Linked DNA regions of Homo sapiens: region 2 is linked to region 1. The links are chromatin loops, found by intact Hi-C in ENCODE. Cell type or tissue: psoas muscle. All regions are shown on one strand. Each heading gives the region's core, and the rest is flanking DNA. Links, peaks and the distances in the headings are about the cores only. Region 1 overlaps NEB (nebulin). Region 2 overlaps NEB (nebulin).

Region 1 (5,387 bases), core at 244-5,243:
TAGGGATGAGTGAGAGGAAAATACTCAACATGACCTGGGATGGAGGCCACACAGGGAGTTAGGGAGTGAGGAGTTGGAATGATTCCATGTTGAATGTAGAATGGTGGTCACTGAGTGATCAAGAATGATGGCAATTCTGTCTTCCCCAGGTGGTCCTCTTATTACTGTTTCCATAGCTGTAGAATTGTGGCATCCTTCTCCCACACTGTCTTACCTCCAACTTGTACTCTTTGTTTAGAAGTGCTTATCAGAAAAGGCTGTTCAAAGACCACTGGTTGTTTTAACTGCTGAAAGCAAGCCTGCGTCTTGGTAAGACTACTCCAGAAAGACCCCTACGAGATGCTTACATCACTGGTGATGTCTCCCACATAGCGGCAATGGATCACTTGGGGTGTGTATGGCAGAGAGATCATGTGGCCCTGCATCTTGAAGAAGTCTGATTTGTAGATCAACTAAAGAAAAAAAAATACCCCAAAACATATGTATTAGAGACCGAATGATTAACATTCATCCCTAGTCTCTACTCCCTGTCTTTCCTAAGAAAATACCCACCTCACTGACAGCCTCTTGTGTCTTCTTGACTTGGCGGATCTCAGGGGTATCGGGAGTTGTATGGATCTTGTCTTTCAGTTTGTGGTACAATTCCCGATACAGTCTCTACGTTGGAGGAAATATCATTACAGGCATTTAGTAGGGGACGACGAGGGCATCTACTGACTAATCAAGAATAAAATATTTTACATAAGGAAGAGGGGAGGAAATATCGAGGATATAGAAAATGATTGAGATTAGGAAAAAAGGAGAAAATGAGAGTTATTTCATTTAGGTGAAGAATTCTGAGCACAAAGCCTTCCACTTTCTATCAGATGGTTGCATAGTAGGATCAGATATGCAAACCAATAGTTGGTGTAGAAAACCAGGATCATGAGTCAGACTAAAATGCAACCTTATTAAAGATTTTTGAATATAAATGTCAAAAGAAGAAATTATTTCTTTAGAAAAGTTTTGCATCATAATCTATGGAACCGAGTCTCTCCAAGGCATTACCAAATACAAAAAACCACTACCAAGAAATATCAGTATCAAAATGTGACAATAAGGACCTTTTTCATTTTTTGCTGGTATGTAAGTTTACAACTGAAATAAGATTAATTCTTAATGCATTTCAAACAAAGCCATGGCTATTGAAACTCAATATGTCTCTTGGAGAATCAGCATTCAGGTACCTCGCTGGTAACATTGTTGACTCTCCGGACGTGGACAAATGGAACATCTTTGGGGCCAAGTGTATACCCATATGCCTTGGTGTGTTCATAGGCTTCTTTGTACTTGAACTGCAAAAGCAAAGTCAGAATGAGATCAATGATGGGTAAACAAGGACCAACATTACATTTCTCCAAATAGAAAAGAGATGTCACCTTTATTTGAAAAATTGCTCTTTTTAAGGATTAAGTATGTAGAAAAGTCATTGACAAAATTTCAATATTAATCCAGGCCTTGAAAATTATGTGTTGGAAAATAAAACCAGGCCAAGAAAAGAATAAAATTTGACCTTGCCTAGGTGAAATCTGTTTGTCGGAAGGTATGCAAAATGCCAGAGAAAAATCTTTATTTTTAGCCCCAGTGTGGCTAGAAAATTAGAAAATACAAAGAAGAAACAAGAGAATGTATTTAAGACTGACAAATAGCTTCGTGGACTGATTTTAACCAACCATTTTAACACATCCTTTAGGTGTTAGATTATTAAATCTGTGACTGTCTACTTTGGAAGTACATTATTGAGCCACAGGTTATTGGGTCCTTTCTGGCCACTAGGTTTGATTCCCAGGAATATGAAGGGTAGCACAGAGGGAGAGCTTATTATTCCACCAGCGGCTCATTGTGGTCTGCAGGCCAGACTTACTGGGATGGCCACGATTTCCCTAAGCCTTCCCCATGGGGTAAATGCATCAAGTCCCAGTTGAGTACTTGTGAAAAGTGGAGAAGGGCAACATGAGGGTCATCATTTGAGTAAGCTACAGGTAGTAAGAGCCTAACTACCCCTCTAGCCTTCTGTGAACTGGGCACAGAGGATAAGTAGTGAGCTAAATATCAGCCAGCAGCTAGGCAAGAAGTCTTATTTTCAAAGGAACACATGGTGATGTTATATCTTCTGCAGTGAAACATAGCAGAAGGAAGACAATACTATCACCACACCTCAGTAGTGCGTGTGTGAAGTTGCATTTCCAATAAATGGCTTGGGATAATTCAGGGTGCATCTGTGCTAAGTGAGGCCAGCAGAAGTAGAGGCATCATGACAGCCATGGGCCCTCAGCCAAGGCTCCCACGAACATTCTGTTCTAACCCATGGGGCTACCCAGGCACTGCTGAATTGCAGAAGGAATCAATTGCACAGCACCCCTCAAAAATATGCTGTCTCTCCTCTCCAGCTCCCATCATTCTATCAGGTTGAACCTTGAGGGTGAGACTGGAGGATTAGAACAGGCTATTAATTAATATGAGTCTCCTGCCACCCCACCTTCAGACCCATCTCAATGAGGAGGAGACCACTCACATAACTGCTCATGTAACGGGTGTCCTTGATGTGTTTGAAGTGAGGAGTGTCACCTGGAAGTCTATATCCAGTGGGCAGGGTGCGCAGGCTGGTTTTGTATAGATTCTGCAGGAATGAGGAAGAGCAGGTTAAATGACATCGGGCATCAAGTAACTGATCTGAGCTTAACAAATCACATATAGCTCATGTTACAGTTTTGACTAGATACTTAATACACTTATGCTCACTGAATTGATTTCAGGAGAGAATTAAATACATTCTAAGAGTCATAAAATGAGTCAGATTACTCTTCACCTATTGTTTTGGAAAAATAGAACAATGAGTGAAATGGTTTATTGAAAGTAGTTCCTGGCCAGGTGTGGTAGCTGACATCTGTAATCTCAACACTTTGGGAGGCCAAGGCAGGAGGATTGCTTAAGGTCAGAAGTTGAGACTAGCCTGGACAACATAGCAAGATCCCACCTCTATAAAAAATTTTAAAATTAGCCAGGCATGGTGGCGTGTACCTGTAGTCCCAGCTACTTAAGAAGCTAAGGTGGGAGGATCACTTGAGCCCAGGAATTTGAGATTGCAGTGAGCTGTGATTGCACCGTTGCACTCCAGCCTGGGAGACAGAGGAGACCCTGTCTCCAAAAAAAAAAAAAAAAAAAAAAAACACTAATTCCTCTGTGCTTCCAAACATATGCCCAGTTGGCTGTATGGCATCTAGCAAGAATTTGGGAAATGCAGAGAAGATAGGTAACCAAGTTTCACCTCTGCCATTACTCCATCCTCAGGTGATGATATGCAAGCCATCACGAAGATATAGCCAGGCACATGTTTGTATTACCCTCTCCTGCCCCTTCCAAACACAGTGTGTTGACATCAGGCCGTGAAGAGGTCAGGATGCATGTGTTCATGGCAGAAAGGGAGGACATGGAGGAGTGTCTGTCTGTGATCTTAAATACTCTGTCTCTTGGAGTTTAGGATTAAGAATTACATTTAAAATATGAAAAACCAAATTATTTTTATTTTATTTTTGAGACAGGGTCTCACTGTGTCACCCAGACTGTAGTGCAGTGGCACCATCACAGTTCACTGCATCCTTGACCTCCCTGGGCTGAGGTAATCTTTTCACCTCAACCTCCCAAGTAGCTGGGACCACAGGTGCATGCCACTATGCCTGGCTAATTTATTTATTTTTGTATTTTTGTTCAGACAGGGTTTCACCATGTTGCTCAGGCTGGTCTTGAACTCCAGGCTCAAGCCATCTGCCTGCCATGACCTCCTAAAGTGCTGGGATTACAGGCATGAGCCACTGTGCCTGGCCAAAATTATTATTATTATTATTATTATTATTATTATTATTTGAAACGGAGTTTTGCTCCTGTTGCCCAAGCTGGAGTGCAGTGGTGCAATCTCAGCTCACTGCAACCTCCGCCCCCTGGGTTCAAAAGATTCTCCTGCCTCAGCCTCCCAAGTAGCTGGGATTACAGGCATGCACTGCCATATCTGGCTAATTTTTTGTATTTTTAGTAGAGATGGGGTTTCACCATGTTGGCCAGGCTGGTCTCGAACTCCTGACCTCAGGTGATCTGCCCGCCTCAGCCTCCCAAATTGCTGGGATTACAGGCATGAACCACCGCACCTGGCCAAAAATTATTTTTAATACACAAGATGGGAAATAACATGAAAAGTTGAGACCAAATCAGCACCATTGGGTAACATAGAATAGGTAGGTTAAATATGCAGGTGGGATCCAGGTTCTTTCTCTTCTGAATTCCAGCAACAATTTCTAGTTCATCTTTTATTGAGGTTAAAGGCCTTGTCTCTGTTATCTTGATTTTCAGCTTTTTGAAAGCAGAGAATGTATATTGGCTTTCTTCTTTGTAACTTGTAAATATTGCTAAAACATGCCCATTATGTTGGTTTGATTGCTCCATAGGGGGATCCTGGCAGCTAGGAGGAAAGATAGATTATGCTCTGTGTTTTTGTTTTTTCACCTCATGTGAATAGAACAGCATTTATACAAGGTCAGGTCAAGAGGAAGCAAGCTCAGCTTGCTTCCACAGAGGCTGATGGAACGGATTTCTGCTGGGCACTCTCAAGTTCTCACTGCTCACCGAACTCTGGAGCTTGTATGCATGAAGGGCCCGGTCCAGATCCACGGTTTTGGTAGTTGGAGCCACTTTGCCTCTGACACTGTGCACATAGTCATAGTGGTAGACAGCCTGGTGCAGAAAGAAGCATTGTTAGAAGCAAAGAGAATGGGAACCCAGGTTCCTCTTTAAAAAAAATAACGGTAGCCTGCTTCCCTTTGCCTGGAGAACTCATCTGACACATTACTGTGGCTTGTCCAACAGGATCAGAGCCAGCGTGTGGACACTCACACTGAGAAACAGAAGAGATGGCCCAGGCACAAGAAGAGGAAGGGTGGGCATTTTACCACTAGAAGTTCCAAAATAATAGGTCTCAATGTTTGCACTCACTGGCGGGATCTGATATTGACTTACCAACCTGTGGAGTTAATAAAGAAAGAGCAGCTTTGTGCCTGCCCTGCCTGCTTTGTGTCAGGCGTCATAGTGGGTGCTTCCTTACGTCCCCATTTTATGCATCAGAATGGGAGGCTCAGATGGATTAAGTGCTTTTCATAAGCCTTATAGATAATGTGTGGTAGAGGTGAGACTGCACTCCACAACTCTAACTCCAGAGCCTGCTTGCTTCTTATTCTACCATAGCTGGTTCTAATTTATTAAATGGCCTAGATAGAAATAAACTTGCTATGACACAGGGCACAAAAAACACGTTGGAAGTGCTAAGGCACAAAGTTACTTCATAGACTCGCATCACCTAC
Region 2 (5,387 bases), core at 334-5,333, 78 kb after region 1:
TAGACATGTTTAAAAAATTAGTATCCTTCTTGAATCAACCATATACATTTTTGACTTTGGCAAGAACAATTGAGCAAGACGCTATTTATGCAGCAGTATTTCTGGACTGCAAAGATATGCAATGACAAGTTTAGCAAGGCTGAAGATAGTTCATAAAAGAATGTATTTTATTGTTCTCAGGCAATTTGAAATGGGTGAATTTAAGAATTCTCATTTCAGTTCTTGTAAATAAAGCTCAAGTTATTTTGAGCACATTAAATACATCTAATTTTCATGGTGACTTGAGCATAAAGGAGAGACATTAAAGTTTATTAAACAAATACTTTGCACCAGGCTTCACACTGGGCATGTTAAATATTTTACCTCATTTAGTCATTCTTTAAAAATTCTTTAAGGTAAGCATTTTAATCCTATTTTACAGATGAGGTAATTGAAGAAAATAAACTTGCCGCACAAATTTTGAAGCAAGTACTAATTTGATGAATAGCAAGAATTATTTTTAATGAAAATTATGTTTTAGTCATTAATAGTTGACTTGAGATATTTTTTCCCTCCTGAAATGAAGATATTTTTGTGTCTGTCTGTCTATCTGTCTGTCTAATCTATCTACCTTTCTATCTGCCTATTTTTTAATACAATAATATGTATATTCAAGGTAGGGTAAATGGCATAAAAAGCCAACTAAGCTAACTGGCTTACATGAGGATTAATTTCATAATTCTCACATTCCTACATCGGCAACAATCAATGTGGCCAGACCAAAGAAATAAAACAAATGATCTTACCTCACTATAATTTATTTTATTTTGTCTTGCCAACATGATTTCAGGTGTATCAGGCATAATATGGACTTGGGTCTTGTCTTTGTCCCAGGCTTCTGTGTATAAGCGCTGTGAAGGATAAAAAGGTTAATGAATTAGAAAAACAGTTTGTTGTAAACAGGAGTTTTCAATTAAGACACCATGACAAAGTTGAGAGCCAGCTTTCTTGCTGTCTGTTCCATGTATGTTAATATTCTTTTCAACCTCTTTGATTTTACAAGACATTTATTGTAACAAAATATAAATGTATACTAAGATATGAAAAGAAAAATATATATATACATATAATCAAACACACACACACATATACACACCCACGTGTGTGTGTTTGGTAACCAGGTCACTCTCACCCCAATTAAATAAAAAGCAAGTATTTCTCAAGCATATATTCACATCCATATCTGTAGTATGACTATATTAACAAATCCTTCCCATGATTTTATTTGTTTGATGCTGTTTGTTGTTAGTTTATTAGCTGCAAATGTACCTGTATGTGCTATCTCTAGATTTCTTTTTGATAAATGTTATGAAGATTTGCATCTTTCTTTTTTTTTTTTTTTATGAGACAGAGTTTCACTCTCTTGCCCAGGCTGGAATGTAGTGGTACAGTCACAGCTCACTGCAGCCTCAACCTCTCCAGGCTCAGGTGATCCTCCCACCTCAGCCTCCCAAGTACCTAAGACTAGAGGTGCGTGTCACCACACCCGGCTAACTTTTGTATTTTTTGTAGAGACAGGGTTTCAACATGCTGCCCAGGCTAATCTCAAACTGCTGAGCTCAAGTGATCTGCCCACCTCAGCCTCCCAAAAGTGTTGAGATTACAGGTGTGAGACACCATGCCCGGCTTGCATCTTTCTTGTTTGCTCTGTGCTTACCTAAATAAGTACTCAGCAAGAAAGAAACCATACCAAATCATATATAACTAACTCTTATAGACTTCAAACAATTTGAACCCATAATAGCTGTCCCATTCTTTTTTTTTTTTGAGACGGAATCTTGCTCTGTCGCCCAGGCTGGAGTGCAGTGGCGCGATCTCAGCTCACTACGAGCTCCGCCTCTCAGGTTCACACCATTCTCCTGCCTCAGCCTCTTGAGTAGCTGGGACTACAGGCGTCTGCCACCATGCCCGGCTAATTTTTTGTATTTTTAGTAGAGACAGGGTTTCACCGTGGTCTCGATCTCCTGACCTCATGATCCGCCTGCCTTGGCCTCCCAAAGAGCTGTGCCATTCTTAACTCTGGCTATTTCACAAGAGATGTCAAAGCAGAAATGCTCCCATATATTGTTATCTAACAGAATAGAGAATTCAACTGAATCACTATACATTGGATAGCAATTTAATTGGATTTAAAAAAGAGACTAACTTAATTAACAATAGGTATCTTGAATGACATATAGCCCTGTCTTATTTTCCTACAAATTGGGGGCTCACCTTGTTCATATTGAGAGCATTGTTCTTGGCCAGCACCTGCTCTAGAGAGTCAGTCACACTGGTAAATTTCAGCTTGTCCGGAGGCTGGCGGTAGATGTTATCACTCAGTATTTCAGCAGCTCTCTTGCACTTGACCACATCCATAGACCCAATGGGGACCCAGCCAATGCCTCTCAGCCACTGGAGATCAGATTTGTAAATGTTCTGGAGAGATTAAACACAAAAGCGAGTATTACTGAAGTTGTTTTAACATGATTTCAAAAATAAAAAAATAACACTAGAAAGCTTGGATAGTCAAATTTCATGTATACGTTCTTCAATATATGAAGGCCAAATTGAATACAGTCTCAGGTATTACTTTCTTTCTCTCCAAAAAAAGTAAGGGGAAGAGTTGCCTAAAAAATGAGCAGAGAGAAGAAATGTCATCCCTTCTGAAGGTTCTACCTAATGCTAGACCACTGTCTCAGTATTTCTATGAATTACTATTATGAGCACAGTTACCATGGATCTTAATTACTCACATCGCTCTGGAGGTCATAGGCCTGCCGAGCATGGATGACATCATTCTGGTCGGGCAGGCACGTCCACTCGTGCAGGTAGTTCTTGTAGTCCACATCGCTGACTAAGGTCTGGCACTTCTTGGCTAACACCACTCCCAGCATGTCCACTGGGCTGCTGAACTTGGTCTTCCACTTCTCAAAGTCCTTCTTATACTCCCTGTCACTCTGGATCTTGGCCACATGCATGGACCACATCATCTTGGGGTCATCTTCAATGTTCCGGGCTCCAATGTGGTGGCCGAGCTGCTTGCGGTAACCATCTTTGTATTTGTACTGAAATAAAGGTGGTCATTTCAAAAATAAAAATGAATAGAAAGGCTTAGAAGCCTCATTAATTTAAAACTTTATTATTTTAAAATTGCTAATTCTTGCAGAGTAATGAAAGAATCTGCATATCAGTTTATCTCCTCATCCTAAATTCTTATTAGACTCTACAGCACTAATCTAATGGGCAGTAGTCTAATGCGAAGTCTCATAAATAGTCTAACAGCAACAGTCTAATGGGAATAGTCCAGTGGGAAGACAGGCCAAACTACATGGTCCTATGGCTTGTAGACGTTAAGTTTCTGAAAATAAAGGAAGCAACACTTTCCGGAAGATCTTTCGGTACTGTGTACTGCCATTTCTTCATCTTGGGCCCATGAAATCACTAACCCAGAAATTTTACATATGATTTTGAGACTGCTATTCCTGAGTCCACAGATACCATTTTATCCCTCCATCCAACACACCCACACTCCTTCCCAAATCCAGCTCTGCTGGGGCACTTGACTCCCTGAAGTGGTCTGGATTATATTCCCATACTACAAGCCCTGCTCTGTTGGAGATCAAATTTGACTGAGGTTTGTTTGGGATTCCTCAAGTGAAAAATGGAATATGTATCTACAAAAAAGCATTTTGTTGTTGGTGGTGGTAAGGGCAAACTGGATATTTTCTCCCTATTTCAGACAACACACCACACCAATCCCAACAAATATTTACAGAAGTCCGAATTTTCAGCTGGGCATAGTGGCTTATGCCTGTAATCCCAGCACTTTGGGAAGCCGAGGGAGGCGGATCGCCTGAGGTCAGGAGTTTGAGACCAGCCTAGCCAACATGGTGCAACGCTGTCTCTACTAAAAATACAAAAAATACTAAATACTAAAAAAAAATTAGCCAAGTGTGGTGGCTGGTGCCTGTAATCCCAGTTACTTGGGAGGCTGAGGCAGGAGAATCACTTGAACCCGGGAGGCGGAGGTTGCAGAGAGCCAAGATCATACCATTGCACTCTAGCCTGGGCAACAAGAGTGAGACTCTGAGACTCTGTCTCAAACAAACAAACAAACAAACAAAAACAAAAGAAAAGAAGAAGAAGAAGAAGAAGAAGAAGTCTGAATTTTCCACCAAAGAACCCACCTCTTTCAGAGATGGCAGGAGGAGAAATTAGGTTCACCATTTTCTTGTTTTCCTCGTCTTTGTCTTTCTGTTTTCATTTTAAAAGAACTCAAAAGGAAGGATTTAAGATAATTTTCCAAAAAAAAATGAGTTGGCAAAAACACAGAGCAGATTTGGGGAAAGGTGGATTTTCCTAGACTTGGTTCTATCAGCTCTTCTTCTGATATTGAACCAATACATGTAACTAAGTTATTTTTTAACACCTCTTTTGCCATTTTCTATTTTCTGTGAGGCTCTATGCTCAAAATATGGAGATGAATTTCTCATAATTGTAGATATGAAAAATTATAGAATCACATCCAATTTTATACTGCATTGAAGTATACTGGTTTAGGTTACCCCCTTCCTACCTGGGACATAGATACTGAAGTCTTCCGAAGCTTAAAACATGAGTTTTTTCAAATGAAAAACTTTGAATTTGAATTTGATTTAGAAAAACAAGCCAATAAATGTGCTTAAACTGGCCCCCAAATGTTATAATAGTAATAATCCTGCCTCCCCACTTCATCCATCCATGTAAATATCTAGGGTGTTGCTACTCACATCACTGATAACGTCCCTGGAGGCCTTGGCAGCCACGATGGGGATGGCGTCACTTCGCAAGTCGTAGCCTTTCTTTTTTGCTTCTTCATTGGCAAGTTTGTATAGAGTCTATGAAAAGAAAGGCAAAGAGTTAAAGCAAAAGGTTTGACATCAACAATTCAGAGATTATTAAGTGACTTATATCCTAAAATTTAAAAAAGGATAGGAACTGGAGACAATTCAAGTTTCTGGCAATAGTGGAAAGCAAATAAATTATATTCTACCAAAAATACTATATAGCGTTAGAAATAAATGGGATATATCAATGAACATTAATATATAGTGATATATTAACCTATTATATATCATTATAGATTAATATGCTATACATAGATCAATATGATGTACATATCAGCATAGATCAATACAATCTAGTAATACAGATTGATGAGCAAAGCAGCAATCCAAACATACCACTAAGTGAAAAAAAATGGTAGAACAATGTTTAATATCTATCTATACGTATAAAAATATATTTTTATTCATTTTTATTACCTACAATTTGTATGACAATCATATTTTATAATGTTTAAAAGACAAATAAGAAAAATTAAAATA

Evidence for each region. Peaks named below come from ENCODE experiments on the same cell type or tissue, not always from the same donor. Only the 100,000 strongest peaks of a DNase experiment are listed, where the experiment ranks them.
Region 2: a loop joins it to region 1, with 3.0 times the contacts of the local background. A loop is called at or near these places in 4 of 110 quality-filtered maps.

The regions. Positions count from the first base shown.
Region 1 is chr2:151,547,082-151,552,468 of GRCh38, forward strand. It overlaps NEB (nebulin), which reads right to left. Exons shown (of 182, transcript NM_001164508.2): 129 at 4,657-4,764; 130 at 2,555-2,659; 131 at 1,227-1,334; 132 at 553-657; 133 at 348-452. LOC124906081 (a long non-coding RNA gene) reads left to right here. Exons shown (of 3, transcript XR_007087266.1): 3 at 239-556. Among named protein-coding and RNA genes, the nearest start is that of RIF1, 140 kb to the left of the region's middle. In psoas muscle, for the core only: no CTCF peak of the experiment used is centred there; a DNase peak (open chromatin) is centred at 2,315; H3K27ac peaks cover 2,649 bases.
Region 2 is chr2:151,624,749-151,630,135 of GRCh38, forward strand. It overlaps NEB (nebulin), which reads right to left. Exons shown (of 182, transcript NM_001164508.2): 68 at 4,791-4,898; 69 at 2,775-3,086; 70 at 2,254-2,457; 71 at 786-890. Among named protein-coding and RNA genes, the nearest start is that of NEB, 110 kb to the right of the region's middle. In psoas muscle, for the core only: no CTCF peak of the experiment used is centred there; no DNase peak of the experiment used is centred there; H3K27ac peaks cover 2,001 bases.